Linked DNA regions of Mus musculus: region 2 is linked to region 1. A link is a loop called in an ENCODE intact Hi-C map of the cell type or tissue named here. Cell type or tissue: gastrocnemius. All regions are shown on one strand. Links, peaks and the distances in the headings refer to the core of each region. The heading gives the core; the rest is flanking DNA.

What was found. A loop is a pair of places that touch in the nucleus more often than their neighbours do. Peaks named below come from ENCODE experiments on the same cell type or tissue, not always from the same donor. Only the 100,000 strongest peaks of a DNase experiment are listed, where the experiment ranks them.
Region 2: it touches region 1 in a loop (5-fold over the local background); 4 of 42 quality-filtered maps call a loop at or near these places.

Annotation. Positions count from the first base shown.
Region 1 is chr3:146,810,672-146,816,053 of GRCm38, forward strand. Prkacb (protein kinase, cAMP dependent, catalytic, beta) reads right to left here and starts at 2,275. Exons shown (of 10, transcript NM_011100.4): 1 at 1,967-2,275. The coding sequence starts at 2,012. LOC115486180 (a long non-coding RNA gene) reads right to left here and starts at 1,959. Exons shown (of 2, transcript XR_003954577.1): 1 at 1,530-1,959. In gastrocnemius, for the core only: no CTCF peak of the experiment used is centred there; a DNase peak (open chromatin) is centred at 2,377; H3K4me3 peaks cover 2,649 bases; H3K27ac peaks cover 2,613 bases.
Region 2 is chr3:146,893,700-146,899,081 of GRCm38, forward strand. It overlaps Ttll7 (tubulin tyrosine ligase-like family, member 7), which reads left to right. Exons shown (of 21, transcript NM_001357217.1): 2 at 303-501; 3 at 665-796; 4 at 2,907-3,028; 5 at 4,048-4,115. The coding sequence starts at 477. Among named protein-coding and RNA genes, the nearest start is that of Ttll7, 44 kb to the left of the region's middle. In gastrocnemius, for the core only: no CTCF peak of the experiment used is centred there; no DNase peak of the experiment used is centred there; H3K4me3 peaks cover 1,618 bases; H3K27ac peaks cover 4,082 bases.

The sequences.
Region 1 (5,382 bases), core at 125-5,124:
AGTCAGAGCCTCAGAGCTGTTCTTTACTCTCTCGTTGATAACATGATCTCAATTCTTGTTTCTTCAGGTCTGGCACTTGGTTGGGTCTTGAGTTAGGATGATTTCGTAGACTAAACTCTTAAGTGTATCTCTTAAAGTGTATTCTGTGTATCAAGAGAAATTTAAATGATTACATTTAAAATATGAGCCACAAATTTTCAGGAATAATTCATCTGAAAAGTACACAGAAGAGTTGGGGACAGAGTGGTAAGCCATGTTCTGTCATTACGTTTTATGACATTGTACCACTTCTTTGCTACAGAAGAGCACCAGCACACCTGGCTGACACTTCCCCCTGTGAGCCCTGAGAGCTGAGCCATGACCGTCTCCTATATCCCATGGGACATCTGCTGTCTTCTTTCGACACTTCACAATATTTTTCAAATGATTCTAATGTTCTTCAGTTTCTATAAATAAGTTCACACAAGACTTTGTCATAGCTGCTAGTTTAAATGCATATCGTCTAGGGGAAGTGTATAGACTGCTGGAGAGTGGACTATCATTAAAAATATAAGAACTGTGCAAGATAGCACTTGCTAAGAAAATTACTGGGCTGATCCAACTATCAAGCATATTTTCATAACACAATTAGCATACATTGTACAAGAGAAATAGGGGAAAAGCAATGTTACATGGATATAGTATTTTGTCATACTTCATTTTTTGTGAGTCTGTACAATTAGTTACTACATTTGCACAATTACTAAGATAACAAGGAAGTCCTAATTCTACATCGGCTTTTCAAGTTGTCACATGCTCACCAACAGTTTGCCCTGCTGTTCCATGCCCTGGAACGAACCTTATTGATGAAACATAACCCGTTAAATCTGACTGTTGTTTACATTCCACAAAAGCAATAGCTAGACTCTCTTCTGTCAACTCAACTCTGCTTTGTTCATGAGAATCAAAAGCTGTTTGCTTCAAGCTAATTACAAGATTGGCTTCATTCTTCTGTTATAAACACAGACACAATGGAAGACGTTACTTACAGTAACACGAACAAATTGTCAGACTTACTTCAAGGACTGAGATGTCATTAACCTATGGCAATGTAACAAAAGTCAGGGACCGTTCTCTAATTATTGTGAATTATAAATTATAATATGAGCCGAATAATGGCACACAATTTTCTCACAGCCTGTTACACAACACGCATATATGTGTATGCTTACATATAAAACCAAGTTGCTACACAGAAACTCAATTCCCACGACCCTTTTGTCTTGAAATTTTGTACACAGTACTGAACGTCTGAACTTTCAGCTCTCGGAAGAAAGCACTTCAACTCTGAAATGCCTCTAAGTTTTACAGGCATCCTGGAACATTCCTGGATGTCTAGAGTAAACGCAACGCTGTCTCACTTATTTTTCCTCGAATGGATAAAGTTGCTGCTTGTATTTATGTCTGCCATCTCTAATCTCTTGGGTGAAAGAAAGAGCCTTAGACACTAAGGGTTAACGTCACCTTTGGAGACCCTCACGGACACTCACCTTGTGAGAAAACTGATATACATCCAGGAGAAGGAGAAAAAGCCAAGTCAACCCAAACGTACTACCTGTGGCTCCCTTAAAGGAGGGTCTGGGTGTTGGGGGCTCTGGGAGAAAGAAGAGCTAAGGGTGCGATCACAAAAGGACCATATTTGGGGACGCGTTCCAGACCGTGGCAGCCCTCCTCGCTCTAGTAAGAAAGGGGATCACAGGGACCTCGCTGCCCGCCTTCCCTCTCTCCAGTGAGCCCCGGGGCTTGGCCCTCACCCCCGAGCCTTCGTGGGGGAGGGGACAGAGGAGGAGGCGGCCGGCCCCCGCGGCCACTGCAAGGCCCGGCCCGTGGCTCGCGCGCGGCCTTGGGGGGGACACCGGCCCAGGGCGCTGCACCGCGCGGCGGCCCATCCGGCGGGAACCCAGCCAGGGCCTTCGACTCGACTCACCGCTCTCCACTTCGCTGCCTTTCTTGGCGATCGCAGTGTTCCCCATGACCCGGGAGTCCGCAAGCAGGGATGACGGAGGGGAGGGGACCGGGGCCGTCCCGCCGCCCGCCCCGCAGTCGGCAGCAACTTTGGCTAGGCTTTGGCTAGGCTCCCGCAGACCCTAGAGCGCGGCGTCCGGCTGCACGGAGGGGCTGGGTGTCCGGGAGAGATGCTGAGAGCTCTCCGGCAGAGACCGGGACCGTGGCGGTGGCGGCGGTGGCGGCGGTGGCGGCGGCGGCAGCGGCGGCGCGCGGACACTCCCCCTTCCCGAGCCCGCCCTCCACGCGCGTCCCCGACACGGCGCGTCCCCAGGAGCCGCACACCCGGACTGCGACCTCCGCCTCTTTCCGGGCGGGCGCGCCGGAAGTGACGCGGTCAAGCCCCCCGGCGGGCGGGAGCCCCTCTGTGCAGGGTTGTAGCGGTAACTTATTGCTTGTTGCGTGGATGCTGGGCTTGGCCGCGGAGGCTAAGCTCGAAGTAGCGAGGGACGTGGGGACCGTTAGTTTGGAAGCACCCCAGATCCTTCCTCGGCCTGGCATCCGGTGCCCCAGAGCCGGGCGGGGGGCACAGTGCCAGGGCTCGGCCTGCTCCCGCATCCGTGTGGCCCGCGTTCCGCACGCCGTGGTTGCTCTCGCTTGATCTTCCTGCGTGGCTGCAGGGACGTGCGTGCGCCCCTCCGCGTCCTGCCGACCCTGCTGACCCTGAGGTCAGCGTTGGCCAGGAATGTCTTTTCTCAGCTCCCAGCTGTCATTGGAACTTCTTCCCTTCGCTCTTCTAGGTATTCTCCCAACACACCAGGTCAATCACCAACATTCTTGACAGCTTATCCCTTCCCGAGTTCCTTCTTCATGGTCTCACCTGATTGCCCTCACAAATTCTGTCAGGCTTTCTAAGGAGAGATATGGGAATGTGTTGCCTGTTTTACACAAGTACGTTATGTGCATCAACACAGTCACAAATTTCAAAATAAACGCATTCCCAATTGATTGTTGCGCTTCCATGCATCTGAGAGTACTTGAGCTTTTCCGTGAGGTTATTAGAAATTAATCACCTAGCCCTCTGGTAGTTTTTGTTCTGGTTTTTTTTTTTTTTTTTTTTTTTTTGAGCTTTTGCTATCTAAAAAAAAAGCATTCCAAATTTAGAACAGAAAGATTAACTTCTGGAAGGGCAGAGACCATGTAAGTTTATTTTGTGTCTGCAGCACAAACCACAGTTGGCGCGTAATGAACGGATGGTTGTTGGCTGCTAAGGAGATTTCCCAGAACATTTTAAAAGTTTTGTTATTGGGGAAAAAAAGTAGCGGTGAGTGGAAGATTCTAAACAGATTCATACTTCTATTATTGGCAATTATGTTAAATTACCAAGCATGTACACCAAGTATACTGCGTTCTAAGTGTTGTACAAATAGTAATTAGTTTCCTCATAAAGTCCCTATGCAAATGTGGCAAGACTATCATTGTTTTACTTAAGATCCACAGAGGCACAGAGACATTAAAGGACTTATCCAAAGCTAATTAGAAGACCTTGAAATGAAGAAGGTAAAGCCATACCATCTCAAAAAGCGCCAGAATGGTATATTTATTATTTCTATTTAAAATCAATTGAAAGGTTATAACTTCAGAATAGACCATTGGTGCTCTTTCATTTCAACAAGCCATATTGTGTGGGGAAAATGTCCTTTACATACCAAGATAAGAAAATAACCTTAGTCACCAGATACTATTAATTGGGGGATACCACGAACTGGAATAAACTGTGACATAACTCTCAAACATACCCCTACATATATATCTCTTCAGACTATGCCAGGAACTTAGTGCACTATCATCGATATATATATACTGTATCAGTCACTTCTTCAGACTTTACTATTTGTGAAGATCTTCAAGTACTTGTAAAATTGATAATTTACCTGTTTCTCTGGCTAATCAGCTCTGGCGTTTTGGATTCCTAGATACAACCAAAGAACCCCCCACAAAAACTGAAGTGGGATAGTGTGGTGGTTTGAATAGGCATCACATCCATAGACTCGTGTGTTTGAATGCTTGGCCATAGGGAGTGGCTCTATTAGGAAGTGGAGCCTTGGAGGAAGTGTGGCCTTGTGGGGGTGGGCTTTGAGGTTTCCTATGCTCAAGCTAAGGTCAGTGACACAGTCCCTCCTTGCTGCCTCTGAATCAAGATGTAGAGCTCTCAGCTCCGTCACCTTTTCTGCCTGCGTGCTACCATGCTTCCCACTATGATGATATTGGACTAAACCTCTAAGATTGTAAGCCAGCCCTAATTAAGTGTCCTTTATAAAAGTTGCCTTGGTCATAGTGTCTCTTCACAGTAATAAAACCCTAATTAAGACAGATAGAAGTGTTCTGTCTCTCTGATAAGCAGCTGGGCTCCAAGTATGGGCTCAATCTTCATGTGGGTCCCCCAACAACTGGAAAGGGGGCTGTCCCTAAATCTATTGCCTGTTTGTGGATCCTGTTTCCCTAACTAGGATGCCTTGTCTGACCTCAGTGGGAGAGGATACACCTGACCCTACAGAGACTTGATGTGCCAGGGTCGGGGGAGGGGAGTGGGGAGGATACTGGGGGGGGCTCACCCTCTGAGATGTGAAGGGGAGGGGATGGGCAGAGGGACTGTGTGAGAGGAGACTGGGATGGGGGAGCAATCAGGATGTAAAATGAATAAATTAATGGGAAAAGGTGTGGCTTTTGTTTCTACTGTAAGTCAGACAGACATCTGTGTTGTGGTGAATTGCATCCCCTCCATATGAAATGTCACTGAATTGGAAAGATAGACAATTAGTTTAGTCCGTGAGAATGTTGGGTATATTGTTTCCTAAGTTTCCACTAAATACAAACAGAATACCAATACTAAGGGAACACTGGGCCCATACCGATAATCCCAGAGTGAGGAAGCAGAGACAGGTGGATCTCTGAGTTCAAGGTCAGCCTTGTCCACATAGTGAGCTCCAGGGTAGCCAGGGTTACACAGACTCTGTCTCAAAGAGAGACGGGGGCGTGAGTGGTGGAGAAAAGAAAACAAGTAGACCACAGAATATGAGGTTTTGTCAGCACCCAGTGATATCACACCCTTTTCCAGTTTTAGCTTTGTGAATGTGAGTTTTGTATACGTTAAAAGTCTACTAAAAATCACATACACTCCAAATGTTATCGACTTTGTCTGGGAAGGACCTTCCTAGACCCCTTAGAATACTCCTGTTGCCTCCCTAACAGTGACTTTTACTATGTATACAGGCCTGAAGACTAGCTTAAATGATAAAAGTGTGTATGATTTTTCTCTTCCCTTAACATTATTTTCAATCAGGAGTCTCTAGTAAGAGAGAATCTTTCATTTATCACTCATTTGGAAAAGAGGCCGTT
Region 2 (5,382 bases), core at 277-5,276, 83 kb after region 1:
ATTATAAATCTCAAGATTCTCAATGTACACTGCACAGCAGTGAATTTTTACTGTTTTTATTTCTGTGTGTAATATGCATATGTAAAAGATCTATGATTAAAAGACAATGACCTAGACTGTTTACTTTCAGGCTGCAAAGCCACAATTTGGCATTTTCTATATGGGTTAATAATAGAGCCACACAAACTGTTTTTATGGGATAAATTGTCTTTTGCAATTATGTTGTTTCTCACGAGAATGGTGTTGGCACGAGAAACATCATGAAATTCTGCCTTAAATAACTTTATTTTCAACCTTTCTAGGTAGCATCCCAGCCCAAAACTTGTGTCGTGAAATCCAAGACTTTGACCCAGATAATGTGATAGGATCTTCCTGTGACTTGGGGCCATATTCTACTTAGATGAACTCGGAACTTCCAGCTTTCCCGAGCGCTTGGCACTACAGGCAGGCTTCTTGCTTGCTTGGTATACGTTACCATGCCATCTCTGCCTCAAGATGGGGGTAAGTGGACTGGCCGAACCGTACTAGAGTATGTTTAGAAAATATGATATTCAAGCTCTGGAAGTGTCACCGTTCGTAGCTTTAACCTGCTAGACGCAGCATATATATTTCGGGTCACAATGTATTTTAGTGACGGCTGTTCATTTCATATTTCTTTTTAAAGTTATTCAGGGATCATCTCCTGTGGATCTGGGTACAGAATTACCTTACCAATGCACAATGAAAAGGAAAGTGAGAAAAAAGAAGAAGAAGGGAATTATTACAGCTAATGTTGCCGGAACAAAGTTTGAAATTGGTGAGTTTCTTCAGAATTCTGCACTTTTCATAATTTCTGGAAAGACTGCCTTGGCATTAAAAGCAGTGTAGGGTTCTGGAGAGACAAATAGTTTTACGTAATGGATTTTCAAATTACTTCTATAAAATTTCTGACAGATTAGAAGAATTCTTTTCCCATGCAGTGGGGGATGATCTGCTTTTAAAAGATGCTAATAGATTTCTAAATTGTCAGTTCAAACAAAGAAATGCATGCAATTAACTTGACTTTCTCTTAAGAGCAAAGCTGCAGGTCTGGTGCACAACTCAGGATTTTTCTGTCATGTTTAAAAGTACTAGCTATCTGAGCTTTGAAGTACATCATGAAAAGATTTAGATACATCTGATCATATAAAGATTTGTGAATATAGAGTATATCTTTTCAACTATCTTTATGTAATCTGAAAGTGTTGGCCTGACTAGTGGGTGGATACTCGAAGATCTTAGACTTAAGTAGTCAGCTGAGCTGCCCCCATCACTGCCTGACTCTCTCCTTGTCTTGTCACTGGGGGGTCACCACTTATGCCTGAAGCTCAGATGTGTTAGTGTTACTCATGTGTAGATTTCTGTCCCTGTTGCTCCTGTCTGCTGTGAGCCTGGTAGAGGAGGAATCTTGCAGGCCCCGTTGCTACAGCTTTCATGCTTTATATGTGTCCAAATGGCACACAGACAGCGGAGCCCTGAGGAGGCCATCATGACATGAACGCCTTGTGTATGTACTTGAAGAAACAGGATATCAATATAGCCCCAAGCTTCATCCTGCTGCTCTTAGAAAGCAGCTCCCTGAACTCATGTAGATGGTGTCTTAGTTAGGATTTCCATGGCTGTGAAGAGACACCATCACCAAGACAACTCTTATAAAGGCAAACATTTAAGTGGAGCTGGCTTACAGTTTCAGATGTTCAGTCCATTATCATTATGGTGGGAAGTGTGGCAGCCTGCAGGAAGACATGGTGCTGGAGGAGCCAAGAATTCTACATCTTGATCCAAAGACAGGCAGAAGGAGACTCTTTCTGTAGGCAGCTAGGAGGACTGGGACGAGTCTGGGCATAGGAGCCTCAAAGCCCACCCCCACAGTGATGTACTTCCTCCAATAAGGCCACACCTCCTAACAGTGCCACTTCCTATGGGCCAAGAATGTTCAAACCACCACAGATGGTCTCAGGGCTTCTTTAAGTATATTCCAGGCCTCACTGCATATAAAACCAGTTGTTTATCTAACAAATAGCCAAGAGCCCCTAGGATTTGAGATCAGCTGTGCCTGATTATCAGTTTTACACCTGATCAAAGTCAGCCACACAATTCCCATCTCTTCTCAAATATTAGCGGATCATGGTATAAAGGAAACATTAAATAATGGAACTTGTAAGCACTGGCATGTAGATATACTTTTCTTTTAGAACTCAGAATTCACTGGCACTCACTCAAATGCTACCCCAACTGTATCACTCGTCTTAAATTTAAACTCAAAACTTGTTGAAAGAAAAATGCCAGTATACTAACTGTAACATCTAGGCCTAAGAGGAGCACATGTGTTTTGTGCTCAAAAGGATACCCCAAGAGTAATCTTTTTTTCAGTGGGATCTCAGGGTTGGGGCAGTAGAGATCCAATCTCCAAGTCCCCTGTGAATTCTGTTTCAGTGCTTCCTACTCTGAGGAAACAGAGCTGACTTGTTGACAGGAAGGGTGAAAGGCACAGGGCAGATCTGATGGTCAAGGGTATTTTTACCTTTCCAATTTTATACCCAGTCCCAGGTGTTGGGGAAGCCCTGAGGGTGAATGTACCTGTGTAGAGTTATATCAGCTGTCTCTGTGTTTTTACTGTACTAAAGTCACTCTCTAAACCCTCTGCAAGTGCTGTGTTTTGGGAAATTGCGCAGGACTATGACTAAGGCTTTTTGGTGCAACCTAATTCAGTTCCCAGCTTCTGTGGAGAGCAATTTGGTAAAAGTGCCGTCACTGGTAATGAGCTTATGCTATAAGGAGTGGGGCCAGTCTGCACCTGGAACACTGTGGGTATACGCATGTGCATTTCCATTGTGAATGTCTTTAAGGTGTTCTGGCTCAGGTTTGATGTAATCGTCTCTTTTCAGTTCGTTTAGTAATAGATGAGATGGGATTTATGAAAACTCCTGATGAAGATGAGACAAGCAATCTTATCTGGTGTGATGCTGCTGTTCAGCAGGAGAAGATTACAGACCTGCAGAACTACCAGGTGGGGACTGACAGTCAGCATCGGGGAGAAAGTCACACCACTTCCACCACTTCCGTCATGGTTTTATTTAGCTTCTTAATCTGTCCACATATTAGCTTTCAGTTCTGAGTTCCCTGGGCCGCCTGTCTCGTTGCTCGCTGGCTGTGCTGACTCTTTGCATTAAGCCCGTGTCATTTCCAAACTCAACCTTTAGCTTTTTTCTTTAAAGATGGATCAACAGGGAAAAATTCTAAGTTGATGCTTTGAGTTATGTACACCTTAAGATGAGTGACAGGGAATGGATTGTCTTAGTGGACAAAGACCTTATAGCTTCAGCTCCATTAGTCTGACTTTTACATCTATAGTGCAGTACAAATGTGTTTAGAAGAAATGGAAAGCAAATTGAAAAACCTACAAGGGATCCAAAGCAATCGATGTTTGCTACTTACCCTCCCTCCCTTCTTCCCCTTCCTCTCTCCTCCTCCCTCCCTCCCTCTCTCCTTCCCTCCTTTCCTCCCTCCCTTCCTCCCTCCTTCTCTCCTTCCTTCCCTCCCCTTTCCTTCCTCTCCCCTCCTTCCCCCTCCCCTTCATTCCCTTCCCTCCCTCCTCCTCTCCTTTCCTCCCCTTCCTTTCTCCCTCTCTCCTCTTCCTCCCTCCCCTCATCTTCTTCATTGCTTAGATTCTAAGAATACATAGTAGACCAGATGGAGTAAATATTTTAAGTCCCATGTTATCAATGCCTGTATTCTATTATTCCAAAAGCAATTTGGATATTAAATTGTCACCTATCCAACACAGAACATTAGAACTTTATTATCTTTGTAATGTCTTTTCCAGATTTGATAAAAATTTTATAGTTTTATTCACTGATTATCATATTTTTTAATTTCATAAGTCACTAGCCATCTAATTTTAAATCCTTTACATTAATAATTTCCAATTTATTAGAACATAAGTCTCAGATATTTTGTGATGTGTTGCAGTATACAAGTCTATTCATTGATTCATTAAATGTTAATATTTACCTTTTTATTTTTCAGAGAATCAACCATTTTCCAGGAATGGGAGAGATCTGTAGGAAGGATTTCTTAGCAAGAAATATGACGAAGTAATCTTCATTTTCTTCTAATAGAGAAGACCTGGTCAAGCTTATACTGTGGTGGTGCTCTGTTGTGTGAGGTTTTATTCACCTGAGTGCTCATCAGCTGGGAGAGAGACCTGAGCTGGAGGGGTCTTGAGGTTCCCTGGTTCTAGCCTTTCACTTTGCACAGGAGGCCACTGAGGCCCAGAGAGGTGACTTCTTGCAGAGTCATAACAGCTCCTAGTGGGGCTTCCCCTTTTTATTAGAATCTGATGGCTCTTTAGAAACAAAATGATTGATACCTGTTCAGTTTCTGGTTAAGCCTCACGGAAGTCATTTGTTGCATTGTATCCTGTGTGTTTAGTGGCTCGTAAACACCACACTTTTCAAGTGCTATCCTAGATGCCCGCAGGCATGCTCCTAGACACCTGTACTCACACTCATCAGGATTATTTATGCACACATCTCCAAGGTCAGGAACTAGAATAGTCATCCTTCCAGGGAAAACCTGGTAACAGGAGCTCAACTGTTTTGTTGGGGAAAAAACTGTAGAATTTTTATGCAGTATATATATCTGTTGGGTAGATTTAGTTTGGGTTTTCTCTTTTTTTTGGCTTGAGAATGTAGAGTGACATTTGTGTAATTTTGAAAGAAAGGAGTATTCACTAGAAAACAATCATAGAACCATGCATATAATTAAAGATTAAATATTGACATTATTCATGTGTATGTTTTTAATTGTAATTATTCATATAATTTTACATCTAGCTTAAACATCAAAACTAATAATTTTTAAGTAGGTGAGATACGTAAGATACATAGTCACATATGTAAAAGAAAGCTACCACATGGGTTGTTTTAAAGATTATTGGCCTAGTAAAAGCCTTAACTCAGCCTAATTTCAGGTCATTGTTAAATATAATAAATGATTGTAAAGGCGCTAATGCAAAAATTACAACATTAATGCAAACTTTATTTTTTTAAAAAATCAAAATAATAAATTAGTCAATATTGTCCCTTCTTTGCATTGAGATTATCTAGTTGCAAGATTAACGAACACTAAGCAAATGCAGTTGGAAATTACATTATTTCCTGTCTCATGGTGGTAATGCCACGTTTGTGTGCATACACAGGAAAGAGAGGAAAGGCGAAAGGAATGGGGGGGGGAGGGCGTGGGGAAGGGGAAGGGAAGAGGAAGGTGAGGGGAAGTTGTGCTGTGATGTGTATATACTTGTGTCTGCAGGTGCGTGCTCCTGCAGACCAGAGTGGGAAACTGTATCCTCCTCTGTCACTC